2 separate regions of the Mus musculus genome follow, and region 2 is linked to region 1. Evidence: chromatin loops called from intact Hi-C (ENCODE). Cell type or tissue: heart. All regions are shown on one strand. Links, peaks and the distances in the headings refer to the core of each region. The heading gives the core; the rest is flanking DNA.

Region 1 (7,979 bases), core at 1,470-6,469:
CAGGGAGTCATGGTAGCTGTTGTGGTCCGCTGCGGGGACTGCCGCTCTTTTCTTCAAAGTTGCCGAGCGCTAGCGCTGATGCTACAGTCCGAGCTCACTCGCTGGGTTTAACCGGGCACTGTGCACGGTGGGCAACGATGAGCTCCGGGGAAGTGCCTTCCAAGTAGCCCGGCGGGACAGGACTAAGTGGCCAAGGGTCGCTGGAACACGAGTCCGCGGAGCCAACGAGTGGCCTCCCGGAGAAGGATCGGGAAGCGGAGAAGCGGGAGAAGAAGATTCTTGGCGCTGGCGGCTGCCCGCTGCCCACTGTGAGCGAGAGTCCAGGGCTGCAGAGTGATATAGGGGCGCGAGGGGACCCAGCCCCTCGGGAGCTCGGGGTCCGCCCCCTCCGACCAATGGCAGCGCCGCATTACCTCATCGGCCCTCCAAAAAGGGGGCGGGGCCGGGGGGCGCGGGGCGACAGGGCGGAGCCGGCCCGGACCGTTCAGATCCTTATAGGGAATAATGCAGTTGTGGGCACGCGAGTGGGTGGGCTGGGCGCGTCCTGGGCCGGTGTGCGCTACAGCGGCGTCCCACGGCCCCTTCGCCCTACGCCCACCGCCTCTCTATGAGCCTTGGACCTAAACAAGGATTCAGTCCCAGCCACCCAGCCTTCCTGCATAATCTCTTCCAAGGGCCCCAGGTGGCCCGCACCCTGAAGTCCTTGATCACGCCTCCTGGAAAAAGTCAAGAAGGAAGCCTCAAAGAAATTTTCACCTTCTTATCTTTCCTAGAGAGAGCAGGGAGTAAGAGGAAACCGCTGGACATCAGCTTCCCTCACCTCCCACCCCCAACACACACACACACACACACACACACACACACACACACACACACACCTCTGCCTTTGTGGGATGGCTGTGGTAATTGCCATTGGGGGTAAATGGATCTGTGGAATTATTCAACAGACCCTGTTCTGGACGTCAAGCAAGCCCTTGCAACCAGGGCGATTGTGCTAGTATGATGAGGAAACTAGAATAGTTGGAGACCTAGGTTAGAATGACTAAGAGGGCGTTGTTTTCTGTGGGACAGTAAAAGATGTGACATCATGCCAGAAGAACATCAATCACAAAGGCCTGGGTCTTCTTTGAAGGAAAGAATATAGGGAAAGGGGGAGTATGATAGCTGGTCTCCCTGGTGGCAGACAGCAATCCTTCCTTCTGCAAGGAACATTTGAGGTAAAGCAATCAGTACGTGGAATAAAACCAGTTCTTAGAGAAAACCACCTATAGAGCAATATTGGTAACATTATTACCAACCCATTTTAAATAACATCTTAATTGGGGTGTGTGTGTGTGTGTGTGTGCTCATGCTGTTTTTTGAGACATAGTCTTACTATGTAGCCCAGGCTGACCTTGAACTCAAGATCTTCCTGAGTCAGGCTTCTGTTAGAGTTACAGATGTGCAGCGTCATACCTGGCCTATGCTCTCTTTTTAAAAGCAGGATTCCATACTCCATCTCGTTGTGTTCACATATTCCTTCTAGTTGGGGAAAGTGAGAACAGGTGTCCTGTGTACCTTCCAGCTGAAGAAGCAGGCCCAGAAAGGGATGCTCCCACCACACTCTCTAGCTGGCTCTTCTTACCAAAAGGGATGTACATCCCTGACTCAGCATCCCTTTGACCGATAGTACTCTTTTAGAGTAATCTCTCTCCCCTCTCTCCTACCTGGTTTTGAAGGAGACCTGTGTTTTAGCTGCAGAATGCTGTAAACTTGTAACAAATGAGGAAAATCCAAGGGACTCCCTTGGGTTATCCCCAAGAGAAGAAACTTTTATGGCAGAAGCAGAAGGCAACATGGTAACATTATTTCTGACTTAACTGCCCTTGTTGTGGTTGTTGTGTGTTGATGCTGTGGTTATTTTGAGACAGAGTATCATTAAGTAGTCCAGGATGACCTTGAACTCTCGATGCCCCTGCCTCAGCCTCCCAAATGCTTCCAAGAAGCCTCCACCCAAGTATTACAGCTATACAGAAGAGATCTTAGCTCCCACATCTTTCTGTCTTAGCCCCACTCAGCTCTGAAGCCCCTCCCCTCCTTAATTCTGTTTCAGGGTGCTCTGGCCTTCTCACTACTCTTCTAGCCCCGGCTCCAGGAATATAGTTATATGGTTTCCTTTCCTGACACGCTGAGGCCGAGTATCAGCTATTTGCAGCATTGCTTTTTTAGCCATAGGAAAGTCCCAAGAAACTTGAGTGTAGATAGTAGCCGGCAGTCAGTCACTTGAGGCCCGAGCCATGGGCACTAATGGGGCCACTCTGAGGAACTAGGTTGAATGAGGACATACTTGGTGGAATCTGAGAGATTCACTGAACCTTGCACCGTGCCAGTCATGTGGAAGACTTTAGAAGGGTTTACAGACAAATCCCTTTGGTTTAACATCTTACAGGCTAGAGGCCTCTCTTCTCTGCTTTCCTATTGCAAGACCATTTTGTCCAAAGTGCCCTTTGTTTTTCCTCCAAGAGAAAGCCTTTCTGGAATGCAAGACAATCGCCAGGCAGCTACTTTGCGCTACGTGTCACAGAGCAGATGTCCTAAGAGAGGACGTCTGAAGTGTGTCTTGTTCTGGGGGCTACTTCCTTAGCAAAGCCTGGGTGTCTTCTGATTATTTTCCATCCTGAAAGCTGCTGATTTGGATTTGTTTCTCCCTTGATTCTTCAGCACGGACTCACTCAGAATTTGAGGGCCTCAGGAGATACCTACAGCATTCTGGTCAGGAGTTTTCTCTTCTGCCTAAGCTGAACTGCTCGTCTCTGCTCACCTCTGCAAGGTCAGCGTAGTCATGATCCTAGGAACAAGATGACGGGGCTCCCTGAGTCCTCATGTAGGTCCTTCCAGCAGGTGTGCCTTGAAGCCACCCATCTGGACATTAGGTTGTTCACTGGGCTAATAGTGTGTAAGGATTGCTTCTGCTAGTCTATTTAGTGAGCAAGATTGAATGGGCCTGGAGCTTGGGTAAGAATGGGGATACCAGCTTTGCTTATCTCTTCTGGTGGCTGAGAACAATGACAAATTTATGACACTGGGCGAGCTGAAGAGGCTTCAACCAACACCTGGCTTGTCCTCAAACCTAACTGGCTCACCTAGTCCCTCTGTTGGAACTTTTCTAGAGACGTTAAGAGCATGTTCACTTCCTATGTATCAAAATTCAGAGGGTAGACCTGTAGGGGGTATTTTCTCAGGCATCTGAAGAAGATACAAAGTTGCTCCGAGACTGTTGAACTTCATATTCAACATGAGAAAAATAATGTTCAGAAGAAAGAATTTACCCAGTGTCCCACACTCAGCTGGAGGCAGAGCCAAGTTCATGTTGTGAACCCTGATTCCTTAGCTTCTATCTGCATCACATCCACAGGGCTGTCTTCCAGGCCAGGGCATGGAATAAATGTATTTCCAAGTCCCATAGCTGGCCTGTGGAGAGCTATCTGTACTGCCTAAGGGTTCTTGTCTACACTAACAGATCCTCTGAGCTGACCAGCGTTGTATAGTTTTGTGTAACTCAGAGGTTACTGCCTGTTTCCCTTTCTACCTTATTACATGATACCTTTTGAAAACATGCCAAGCACGTTTTACAAATAGATGTGTGAATACCTCCTTTCTGGAGAGGAAAAGCAGGCTAGGATGGAAAGGAAACATATCCACACCTGAGACCTGTGATAGACATGGCTGCTGAACAGTCAGTCATACTTCCAATCCAGTGGACAAGTCACTTCATGCATCAGTTTCCATGTTTATTGGATAAAAGATTAGACTTTATGATTCCCTGCAAGATGTCCCTTGGTGTTGATAATAATAACAACAATAATAGTAAGTCTACTACTCCATGGGAAATTCTCAAAGTTGAGGTGAATGGACGTGAAGGAAGATAAAACTCACTGTGTGAGCAGGTTTGACCTCAAACCAGCATGCCCACCCACCTCACTCTCAGCATTTCCTACACTCCCACACTACTCTGTCTTCCTAGACACAGGCTTAAAATAAAAGACGGCTGTGCAGACTGTGTTGATAAAGGTACAGGAGAGACTTGGGGTCTTGTTTCTGGTGGAGCCTCTTGGTGTTACCAGTCCATCTTTCTGTTCTCTTTTGGATTGGAAGCATTAAAGGGTCCAGAGCTGTGTCTTTTGTGTTCAAAACTTAGTGGACCCTTGCACACCGTTCCAGTCTCAATTTAGATATTACCTCCTTAGCTTGACCCTTTTCCATCCCCTTCAAGCGGATTCCCCACAGCACCTTAGTTGGGTTCTTTTTTGCGTGTAGCTGACTCTGATATGGTTGCTCATCTACCTGTTTCTCTTCCTGAAGTGTAAGCCCATTGAGGATAGAGCATTGGCAGCAAGATTCAGTTCACTAATGGCTGCAGGGACCCAGAAGTCCACACTAGTCCCGAGGCTCAAAGTTGAGCTTGACAGGCAGCAGCTCCTCAGAGGGACTCACCGAGCCTATCCCTCTGGCTAAGGCTAGGGGGCGCCGTAAGCCAGAAAACACCAATTCCCTGAGCCTTCAGCCTGCTGGTCTCGCAGGCCCAGAAAGGGACATATCCACGCCAGACAACGGGGTGCGGGTGCCTTGAGTGGGTGAAACGATCCCTTCCCGTCTGACGGCCACAAAGTTCTCAGTCAACATCCCGTCTGGGTCTGCAGCTGCCTGAGCTCCTCCACCCCTGGACCGGCTGCATGTCAGTCAGGGAGAGAGGCTCATTTGGGAAGCGACACACTTGTGAATCACTAATTTGGGGGCCACATGGAGGTCTGAGAACACAGCATAAGATGGCAGAGTCCCACTGTTCCAAGTGGGGCTCTGGAAGTTCAACCCGGAGAAGGTGCTGACAAGCCTAGGTCAGGACTACTGTCACATAAGGAAGTACCTCGGCTTCCCTCCCTTCCCGCTCTAGACCCTAACCACAGCGCTTCTCCCCAAACCCACAGTACATGTGAAAGTCATTATATTCAAAATAGCCTTTTCCAAGCAACGGACAGCCTGGTCCGCCCATCACCAGGAGCCCTAGCCAGACCCTCAGCAGAGTCGCTGCCCAACACGGGGCATTTAGGAGCCTAAGAAGGTGGGAGCTTAAGGTTCACTCTGTGCCTGGTACCAGCAGAGAGTAAACACCTTTCCTGGCTTCCATCTGGAACCAATTTCATGGCAGTAAAATCTTCGTAGGGCGTCTCTCCCCCATCTCCCCCACCCCCAGCCCTGCCAGGGAAGCGAAGACCCCTCTGTAAGGTCTCTGCCTGTGTTCACGTGAATGCTGGGGTTTTAGTATTTCTTTCCATAGACAGCTATTCCCAGGAATTTTAAGCCAGAAAACACATGTGTGTGGTAGAGACATTTTGTGTTCTGTGTTTTCTGGGGTGGTGGGAAATGGGAAGTCGAGTTAAATATTCCAATTCTTGGTTTTCTTTTAATGGCTGTATGTTCAGGCAGTCAATTATTTCTGCAAAGGATAATATGAAGTGCAGGGACCAAAACTTCCCCCACAAGCCTAGTTTAATGTGTTCCTTATGCCTCTGGGGTTACTGCACTTTGCCTTTAACAATGAGGACTTAGCCCCACCCCCACCCTCGCCCCCACCCCCACCCCGGCCCCTGCTGTGGCTTTTCTGAAGGTATCAGACTCAGCTCCACACAGGGTTGTCTTGGCCAACCAGCCCTGCTGGGGCTCAGGGAAAGAAGAGGGTGGACTTGTGGTCAGGCTCCTGCCCACCACACTGGGCTGGGGATCATGTTTCTGCAAAGGTGCTTTGAGCCTGCCTTGGTGAAGCCTGACACAACTGGAACTGGCTTGTCCTGTGCTGCACTGTCCAAAGGGCATCGCCGCCTCCTTGATACCTGGCTGTGGAAGTTCCTCTGCCTCCGGCCTGTCACTTTCTAGCTCCTGACAGGTACCTTCAGCCTCAGTGGCAGACCTCCAGCAATTCAGGTTTCTGGGCTTGGATCCTTGCTTTTTTCCCCTTTAGCCTCTGCTCTCACCTTGCCTGATCCCAGCTTCTCTCCTGGCCTTGACTGACTAGTGTGCTGTGTGCACTGAAATAAGATGCACAAGGCCACAGTGTCCCCGCTGGCTTCCTGACCGTCCCTGTCCATCCTCCTGTGACAGTCTTACTTGCAAGTCCTATGACATAAGCAGACTTCACCTGCCCTGAAATCACTGTCTTCTTCCTCCTGTCGCTTCCAGCATTTTACTCATTCCCTCCGATGACATCACCTGCCACCGTGTCCTAGAGAGCCTTGAACTGGACATCTCTACAAGTCTTTCCCACCCTGAATCCAACCTGGAGAATCTCCCCAGACCGTGCCAACAGCGCCATAACTGGCCCTGCGGCCCCAGTCCTTTTCTCCTTCTCTGTCCGGCTCTTCTCTTGCTGCCCATCGTCGTCTCACAGATCTATTCATATTCTGTGGCTCTCTGAACAAAGTCTTAAACTCCGAAGATGTACAAGATCCTCTCTGATCTGCCTCTTCTCAACAGCACCCTGAGCTGCAACTGGAGGTGACACCACTCCTATAGAACATCACGTGACTATTACCCAGCAGCAGACCCACCCTTAGTGCCACCTAAACCTCTGTTACCTCAGTCCCATCTTGCCCCATTTTATGCCCCCTGCCCTCCCTCCTCCACTCCCATCTGCCAGGAATCAATTAGGACCACCAGCTTTGGAATGTTCTCTGACTCCCTTCAGAGAACATTCCCTTTCAGCTGTCCATCTGGGCACCTCTTATGCTCTGCGCCCCTAGTGGTCTAAATGTCTGTAGACCCAAGCAAACCTGGGTGCTTCTCTGTGTGCCAGTGCAGTACCTGCACACAGTAGACACTTAGAAAATACTGAAGAAAGAGACTAAACAATGAACTGGGGGGGAAAGATCCAGTGTATGTCAATATCCCCATTGCTAATCCACCATGAGAGGCTCTAGGACCTAACTCATTGAACTTGAGTTCTCAGAGAGATTCCCAGAGGTGAACAGTCTCATGGGTACACCCAACTCAAAAGGGCCAGCAAGCCAGCAAGCCAGCCAGCCAGCCACAGTGCCACTGTCCTTGCTTCTGTGAGACAAATGATTAAGAAGTAGGCAGGCAACACATGTTCATGGCATACCTTATTATATTCTGATAGTGGAAGAGTCCTATACCTCCTCACCAGAACACTTTGAGTTGGTGGGTGTGAAATTAGAACATGGATTGAGGACATCCCAAGAGGAACTTCTAGGGAAAACACCTTGAAATTTTCTCTTCTCAACTACATGTTTTAAAAATTGATTGCGTGTGTATACCTGTGTGCCTGAGTGGTGGTCAGAGGACTGGTGAGAGTTGGGTCTCTCTTTCCAACACATGGGTTCTGGATGTCAAACTCAGGTTGTCAGGCTTTGTGTCAAGCACGTTTACTCTGTAAGTCATCTCAGCTGCCTTTGAATTTTCTTTCTGATGGAAGCTGTGTCCACTGTCAAAAGCCAGTCTCGCTGGATGGTGATGATGGCTGAGCTCACAACACCTACTGTGGTCTCTTTGGTCTTCTCAATTCTTTGTTTAAGATTAGTCATGCCTTCATCTTCCCCTAGACTCTTTTTTTTTTTTTTTTTTTTTTTTTTGGCCCCAGAAAGATTGCAATTCATTGGTTTTTCTACTAGTCTATTGTTTTCAGGTACTTTTGATAGAACAAACCTTATGAAACTGAAGCTTCTAGTACAACCCGTTCTTGCCAGATAGATAGATAGATAGATAGATAGATAGATAGATAGATAGATAGACAGATCTTTGAACTTGGCCAGTGGGCCTTGTGTTTAAGAGCAATGTCTGTGAAGATATCCTTGATGACAAAAAATTGCCCAAGAGGCCATTCACAAAGTATGTGTAGACATGAGGCAGTACTAGTTATAAACTTCTACAAAGGGTTTGTGCTTTGACGTCTCCCTCAGTCTTCCAACCCTAAATAATAGACATTTTAC
Region 2 (7,979 bases), core at 1,757-6,756, 93 kb after region 1:
TTACAGGTTCAGAGGTTCAACCCATTATCATCAAGGCAAGAAGTATGGAAGCATCCAGACAGACATGGTGCTGGAGGAGCCGAAAGTTCTACATCTTATTCTGACGGGAACCAGGAGAAGTCTGTCTCCCACATGGCTAGGAAGACAGTATCAAAACCCACCCTCACAATGTCACATTTCCTCCAACAAGGCCATGCCTACTCCAATAAGGCCTCACTGCCTAATAGCGCCATTCCCTGGGCCAAGCAAATTCAAACCACCACACATAAGACTTACTTGTCTCAAGTTTGTGGATGTCTGTTGGAGGTTCCCTGTGGCAGTGCTGGAGAGTACCAGAGTAAAGTGCTCACGTTGCAAGCCAGGATGCAAGAAAGGGAGGGAGATGGAGGGAGGGAGGGAGGGAGGGAGGGAGGGAGGGAGGGAGGGACAGAGACAGAGACAGAGACAGAGACAGAGACAGAGACAGAGACAGAGAGACAGACAGAAGGAAGATAAAAGCCAGATGTCATAGCTTCCTTCAAGAATAGGACCCCACTGACCTAAAGACCACTCACTTAGCCCCATCTCCTAGAGATTCCACTACGTATTAATAGCCTTTGAGAAACACTTCTCCAACTTACAACCTTTATTGATACAGGCTCTTAGACAACACAGCACTCCAGAGATCATGTGAGGACAGAGGTAGAAAAGCACAGGTTGGACAGTGGAATACAGTCTCAGAAGATACATCAAAGGGATCAAATTAGGAATCTCAATGAATTTTTGAAATCTAAGCATTGATGGCAACCATTGTGTTCGCGGAAATATAAAACTAAGGCTGAACATCTGTAGGCATTACGGTTACAGAACAGAATGTAAATGCCCCAAACCACAATGGCATACAAAGGGGCAGGGGTGGAGCCAGACACATGCTAGAGTTTCTCCATCTGCCTCAGTGAAGAGTCTGTGGGTAGGAAGGACAATGGGCAAATCAAGAAATAGATCGCTAAGTTCACTGTTTAAAGCACTGTTTAAATGACTCAGACAGACTCTAGACCTTCCAACCATGAGAGGAGACAAAGAGGACAAAGGCGACCTCGCAAGCCAAACCAGAGGGGACCAAGGGAAGCGAGAAGCAAAAGAGAAAAAGCAAAGTAAACAATTTATTTTTCAAGAGAGACTAAAATGACTATTTTAGAGCAAACACTCAACGAAGCATTCACATAACGAGTACACTCCTCTGTGAAAACAAACTAGAAACTACAATTTTCAGAAAAGTAACCCAGTGTAACCCCATCTGGGGCAAACGGCTACCAATATAAACATTCTGATTTCTACTTCCTTATAGAGATTTCTGGAAGCCTGCCGAATAAGTTGGTAATCATAATTAGCTTTGAGGAACAGTGCTCAGAAAACCGCAGGGGAGAAAGATTTTATTCCCAATTAACAGTATAATATAGAAAGACCCATCACCCACGAATTTTCAAAATGTAACTTTACATATCAAGGAACTATAGCACAATCTAAAAAACATGACAGAGACCGGACACACAGAGGTCTTTGAGGGGTGACAGGAGGGAAGGAATAATTATTTTAGAGGGGCTTAGAAAGAGCTTCTGATAGTGAATGACACATGATGGAAACTTGCAGAATGCCTGTCACTTTCTGATGTACAATCAAGCTGACAAAATAGGGGTGACTGAGGCAGGAAGGTAGGGGTAGTGTTCAAGGATGATGGAGTACTCAAGGAGAGTTTGAGCATCTGCAAATACAAGGTATAAGGGAGAGTTAGCTGAAGGCTTGATGCTCCTCGGAGGACCAAGTGTGTGCTAAAATGCCCTGAATAAATAAAAGGATGCTTCTTTTTTTTTTTAATTAGGTATTTTCCTCATTTACATTTTCAATGCTATCCCAAAGGTTCCAAAAGGATGCTTCTGTGTGAAGGACCAGAGGCTATTATCCTAGTTGTCCTCCAGTTCCAGCTCACAGTAGGATGCAGGGTGGATTCTGGAGGCCTCACATAGATCCTGATTAGCTTGGTCTCCCATCGCTGGGACCTGCCTGCCTCAAGGGCAGGCAACGGGGTCTGCAGCACCGTCTGGACCAAAGGGCAGTCAATAATGGGTTTCTAGTCTACTCTCATCCCCTAAAGACTCCCTTTGTTAAACACCTCTATCATTCTCTTCACGTCCTCTTCACATTTCATGATATCTTTGTCATGGCAAGCAGAAGAAGGAAGAGGAGGAGGAGAAGCAGTCACATTAAAGTGATAACAATTTCTTTTGACAGGACCATACTAATTACCCACTCGGTTTCTTCTGGTTTTGTTATGAAATCTTAAGAGAGAGAGTTTGGCCAGCATTAGAATCTAATGATGCTCATTTTGACAATAGGAAGGGGCCAGCCTGCTGGTAGAGGCATGATATAACCAGTAGGGGTGGGTTTTGGAAAATGACATTCTCATTTCAAGGTGCCTTGTTTTGTTTTGTTTTTTTAATCACTTTTTAAATTTTCTATTTGTGTGTGTTCCTATCTTAACATGAAACTCTAGGTGTCCCGCTCTTTCTCTTGCAGCCGTCACTTGTTTTTGGTCTTCCTCCTCTTTTACCAGCCAGATAGACAGATTAGATGATAGATAGATAGATAGATAGATAGATAGATAGATAGATAGATAGATAGATAGATAGACAGACAGACAGATATATGATAGAGTATAAATAGGTAATAGATTGATAGATAGATAGATAGATAGATAGATAGATAGATAGATAGATAGATAGATAGATAGATAGACAGATATATGATAGAGTATAAATAGGTAATAGATTGATAGATAGATAGATAGATAGATAGATAGATAGATAGATAGATAGATAATAAATAGGTAATAGATGAGAGAAAGGAGATTCAGAACCCCTGTGAGCTTTGCTATAAAGCAACAGTTCTCAACCTGGGGGTTGCAGTCCCTCTAGGGGTTGAATGACCCTTTCATAGGGGTCACCTAAGACCATCAGCAAATGCAGATATTTACATTATGATTCATAGCAGTCGCAAAGTCATAATTATGAAATAGCAATGAAGATAAATTTATAGTTGGGAGTCACCACAATGTAACTGTATTAAAGGGTCACAGCATTAGGAAGGTTAAAAGAAGCAGAGAGAACAGATTACTGACCTAGTTCCTACTTGAACTTCACCAAAAGACTCCTAGGAATGTACTCAGGACCAGGATGGGGCCTCCTTGGTCCTCCACAATGGAAGATTCTAGAGCAGAGGTTGATTGGCAGAGGGAAGGGCTTCCAGTGTTAGTTCAAATCCCCAAAAATCCTGTGACATGGGAACCACTGTTCCTGTGTTAGGGTGAGCCATCTGTTAGCTAGCGAATCTGGATTTGGAAGCAGGTCTATGTAGCCCTAATGCACAATGCCATTCTCTTCCCACTCCTCACAGGTGCTTACACAGAAGACATCCAACAAGACTTTTTATTTTTTTCAAACTTTATATGTATGAGATTTTTGCCCCTGAGTGACAGATACCTGTGGTAGTTGGAAGAGGGCTGCCCAAATTTGGCCAAAAAAATAGAGGAAAGAGAAAATAATTGCCTGTTTGGTTTTGTTGGTTGGTTAGTTTGGGGTTGGGAGGTTGACCTTTTTGACACAGGGTCTCATGTAGAACCAAGGCTGGTCTCCAACTCTCCATATGACCAAAGATTATATTGAACTGATCCTCCTGCTCTGGGGTTATAGGTGGTGTGCCCCAGTGCCTGGGGAAAAGATGTCTATTAATAGTTTTCTGTGTGTTTCCACTGCAAAAAAATTCCAAATGTGAATACTACTACTGTCAATTAATGGTTAAGGAAATTGAGGCTTAAGGATCTTAGGCTGGCTGCTGAAGGTCCCACTAATACAGGAAGATCAAGCCAACTGGCCTGGCTCACTCTTGGGCCTTGCCCTTGGCTGTCTGTCCCTGGACACCAGCCCAGGTATTTCCCCTGCTGAGAACTGCTTCAGCATAGCCACTACCACTGAGAGGCAGTCCAGCAGGGAACAAGGACCCTTCATAGTAAGGAGACCATGGTTAGACCTTGGATACACAGACCCCAGGTAGGGGCTCAGGAGGAAGGTAATCAGGTTGAGGTGCTAGAGGAGCAGGTGAGGAAAGTCTTCTCAAACCACTTGCTAAGAACCTTGGAACTGAACCACAAGCCAGCATCCAAGCCTCCGGGTTTAGAAGTTGTTTTCCAAATTCCTATCAGTAATCCCATAATTGAAAAGGATTGGAGGTAGGTCATTATGTCCTGAGAGGCAGACAGTGAGGATAAAGAGCTCTCAGCTGCCCAGAGTCACCTAACAAAGGCAAAAATATTTCTCTTTCCCAAGAGGTTAACCAAGCAACTTTTCGCCAGAGCAAGACTCACACTGAAAAATTCTTACGTTTACCCATTCTAAATGAAAAAACATCCACCCAACAAGCAGAGCAAGAGTACTTGGCGAGGGAGCCATGCTAAGGACTTGGGGTTGGACATGTATACTCTCCAGTATCACAATCAATGGACTTGCTTTTTGACTCCTAGGACCCTCTGTTTCTTCATCTGTAACACTCCCAACGTAACAGAGATGAAAGTGCCGCCGATTTTATGGTTGATACACAGCTATAGATGTAAGCGTTTACTTGGACCATTCCATGAATGTTGACTACATGACGTGGTCTGCACTCTGACACTCTCTGGGGGATAGTCTGCCCTTGGGGTACAGTGAAATCTTGCAGGCAGTGGACAGGAAACAAATAAAAACCATTTATTCTTGAGCTATGACTCCTCTAGTTGTTATGAAGGCCATCCCAGGATGGCCTTCCTGGAAGGCTTCCTCCAGAAGCTGGGATTGGACTGGGATAAGGAACATAATAGACACAGTGGATGAGGACTGGAGAGAGACCTCGGTTAGTAAAGACTTTGTGCAGGTTTGAAGAGCTCAGCTCAGTTCCAAGCACCCATGTTAAAAAAAAAAAAAATCAGGCATGGTAGTACACATTTAGAATCCCAGCTCTTGGTAGATAAAAATGTCTGGGATCACTGGCCAGCCAGCCTACTATAACCACTGAACCTCAGATCCCAGGGAAAAGCTATATCTAAAAAAAAATTAATTAATTAATTAAAAAAAAAAAAACAAAGGGGATTGCTTCTTAGAAACGACACCTGAGGTTGACCTCTGTCTTCCCTACAAATGCACATGATGTACATAGGGAAATGGCAGTGTCTGGCTTCTGTAGCAAACTTGGGAGCACTGTTTTGAGACTCTGAGGACTTGCTAGATTAACAGTAAGAAGAGATGTGGAGAGAAGTTTCCACCCAAGTGAGGTCCTGTGGACAAAGTCCTTCGGAGGTCAGGGAACAGCAGATTAGAGGAGATGAGAGGCCAGAAGCAAGAGCCAGGGAGACAGACCATTAGGTCATGAAGGAGGTGGGGCTGAGCATCTTGTCTTAAGTCTTGGAAGGCGGGAAGAGTTAAGGCAGAGTCACACAATCAGAGAGTGGTTGGTAAGGTATTACAGTGAGCCAGTTGAGGACAATAGGAACCTGGATATGGATGGAAAGGAAGGGAGAAACAGGATGGAGACCAACTACAGTGAGCAATTTTCAAGAATCTTCATGCTTGATGAGTACCAGGATCATAGCCATCCTTTGGCTTGGGCATGTAGAGGAATTTTGCTGTCTGTTCCCTGTGACAGGGGACGCTGGAGAGAGCAAAGATTATGGGGGAAAAGATCAATGCCTGAGAAGTTACACAGAGATACACAAAGCTGGCCTAGTAACTGAGCCTTGTCATTCCTGCCTTGCTGATGTTTAGCTGCAAGTTGCCCAGGAGGTGCTATTTCTACACACAAAGATCAGGGAAAACAGTTGGACAAGATAATCAGTCAGCCACTGTCCATTTAGCTCTTAAGCCTCAAAAGCTCTTAAGCTCTTGAAATACCCATATAGCAAGTGTTTCAAATGGGGGACTAGAAGGACTGGTTGAGACCAAAGGGTGTTTTACTCGATCCCTTCAGATTGAGTAAATCGAATCCCCACACGGTAAGGGCTCAGTGGAGTCGAGCGGCAGCTGGTACTTTGTAGGAAGCAGACTGTCCCTCTCCTAGGTGCTCACTCACCCCTTCCAGTTCACACGTATGCCTGCTTGGCCCATTCTCAGACGTCTCTCAAGATTCTCCAGCCAAGAATTATATACTAAATTATTCTCTCTCTGATTAAAAAGAGAATGACCACAAAAATAATATTGTGAAGGTATCTTATAATTCTGCCACCCAGAGAAAATCGCTATGAAACTAGAATATTCTTTCTGCTAGCCTTGCTTGATAATTGACCATATTAAATATGATTTTTCTTTATGGTGCATTTTTTTTTGCTAGTTCTATAACAGTACTTTCCCAAGTGGTTAAAGATTCTTTGAAGCAGGGTTTGGAATGACAGTATCATTTGCTGAATAATTTATATAATCACTCTACCGTCATTTCTTAGATTTGTAGACATGTCTCAACTCTGATTATTTCTTCAGACACTGTGTGAAAACTGGATGATGCGTTCAAGTGGATGGTGTGTGTAGGCTTTTCAAAATCCCTGTCAAATTGCTCTCCAGAAAGCTAGTTCCTATCTTCTCCACCCATCAGCCATCACACATGGCCAAGACCAGCTGGGGCCACTTTTGGGAGCTTTCTGGGTGGGGACAATGGGGCCCATGAGGAATGCCTTCTCATCATAGAAGCCATGCCTTATTTTTATAGGGCCCTCATTCAGAGAGAAGTTACTAACTGAAAACTAGATAGTAAACAGAATTGAAAATGCCCACGGCATTAGTTTCTGCTTGCAGGTCGTAAAGTCTCTGGTGAAACTCCACTCTGGTTACTGTGCAAAAGCAGCTGTGGACAGTCTGTCAGCAATGGAGTGTGGCTGTGTTCCAGGAAGACTAGGCATGCTTCTTTTTTTTTAAAAAAAGTATTATCTGGCCCCTTTACACAGTGTTTTGACCTCCACTCTGCTCCAATGTCATCCTCCCCACAATCTTGAGAGGTCGGTGAGGCAGGAATTAGAATGCCTGTTAGAGAGGGAAACTGAGTCTTGGAGAATCCAATTACCATGTCTCCAGGCACACAACTAGCAACTAGAACAGATGACATGGGTACCTCCATTTTCTGACTTCTTGTTTAGAGAATAAGGAATCTCCTTTTACAGTCTAATCACAGGAGTCAAACGAATAGCATGAAATGGCAATGGTCTTCAAGTCACTTGACTCAAGGTGTAATCCAGTTGAGAGTCCAGAGTCCAGAAAGGAGGAATCACAATGCAGTCCCTCAAAAAGCAGGAGAAGGCCTTGTCAAGGAGCTTGGATTGTAAAGAGTTAATCTGCAATGTGATGTTTGTTGGGGACATGATTCCTCCTTCAGCAGAGAGCTTGGTGATGGTGGAAGGCACCTGAATTACACATTCTCTCAACTGAAAATAACAGAAATCCCAATTCTAAGCAGTGGAGTGAAAAGAAAAAAAAAAAGAAATTTGTTGGTTCCTATATCTCAGCGGTATTAGAGTAACAGAATGTCAGGGCTGGGTCCACGGGCTAAAATGATGTCATGGCCATGTTCTCATTCCCTATGCTTTCTGCTCTGATTGCTTATGACATCAGTTTTTCAATAAGCTCATTTTCATGAAAAGGGTGTTTCCAGGCTGAATTGTATTTAAAATAAAAGGATCCCACCCTCCTGTTGCCGCATCTTAACATTTTATAGGACTCTGACTGGGTCATGTGAATCCACCATTGCATTGGTCACTGTACCCAGTGACAGGCAGCGTTCTGATTGACCATAGCTTTTAGAGGGTGTGAGCATCATATTTGATGTCCTAGTAGGGTCTCATAGTTAAGGAAAAGAGTATACCCTTAGAAATTAGAAAAAGCTGATCAAAGATCATGAAAGCAGAAAAACAATTTGGAAAAAAAAAAAACACTTTT

Evidence for each region. Peaks named below come from ENCODE experiments on the same cell type or tissue, not always from the same donor. Only the 100,000 strongest peaks of a DNase experiment are listed, where the experiment ranks them.
Region 2: it touches region 1 in a loop (2.5-fold over the local background); 1 of 42 quality-filtered maps calls a loop at or near these places.

What each region holds. Positions count from the first base shown.
Region 1 is chr10:86,292,886-86,300,864 of GRCm38, reverse strand. The region is part of intron 6 of Syn3 (synapsin III); the gene reads left to right. Timp3 (tissue inhibitor of metalloproteinase 3) reads right to left here and starts at 453. Exons shown (of 5, transcript NM_011595.2): 1 at 1-453. The coding sequence starts at 11. RefSeq lists an enhancer at 3,448-6,638. In heart, for the core only: a CTCF peak has its summit at 4,491; a DNase peak (open chromatin) is centred at 4,474; H3K4me3 peaks cover 951 bases; H3K27ac peaks cover 1,545 bases; H3K27me3 peaks cover 898 bases.
Region 2 is chr10:86,200,131-86,208,109 of GRCm38, reverse strand. The region is part of intron 6 of Syn3 (synapsin III); the gene reads left to right. Among named protein-coding and RNA genes, the nearest start is that of Gm35636, 42 kb to the right of the region's middle. In heart, for the core only: no CTCF peak of the experiment used is centred there; DNase peaks (open chromatin) are centred at 3,949 and 4,729.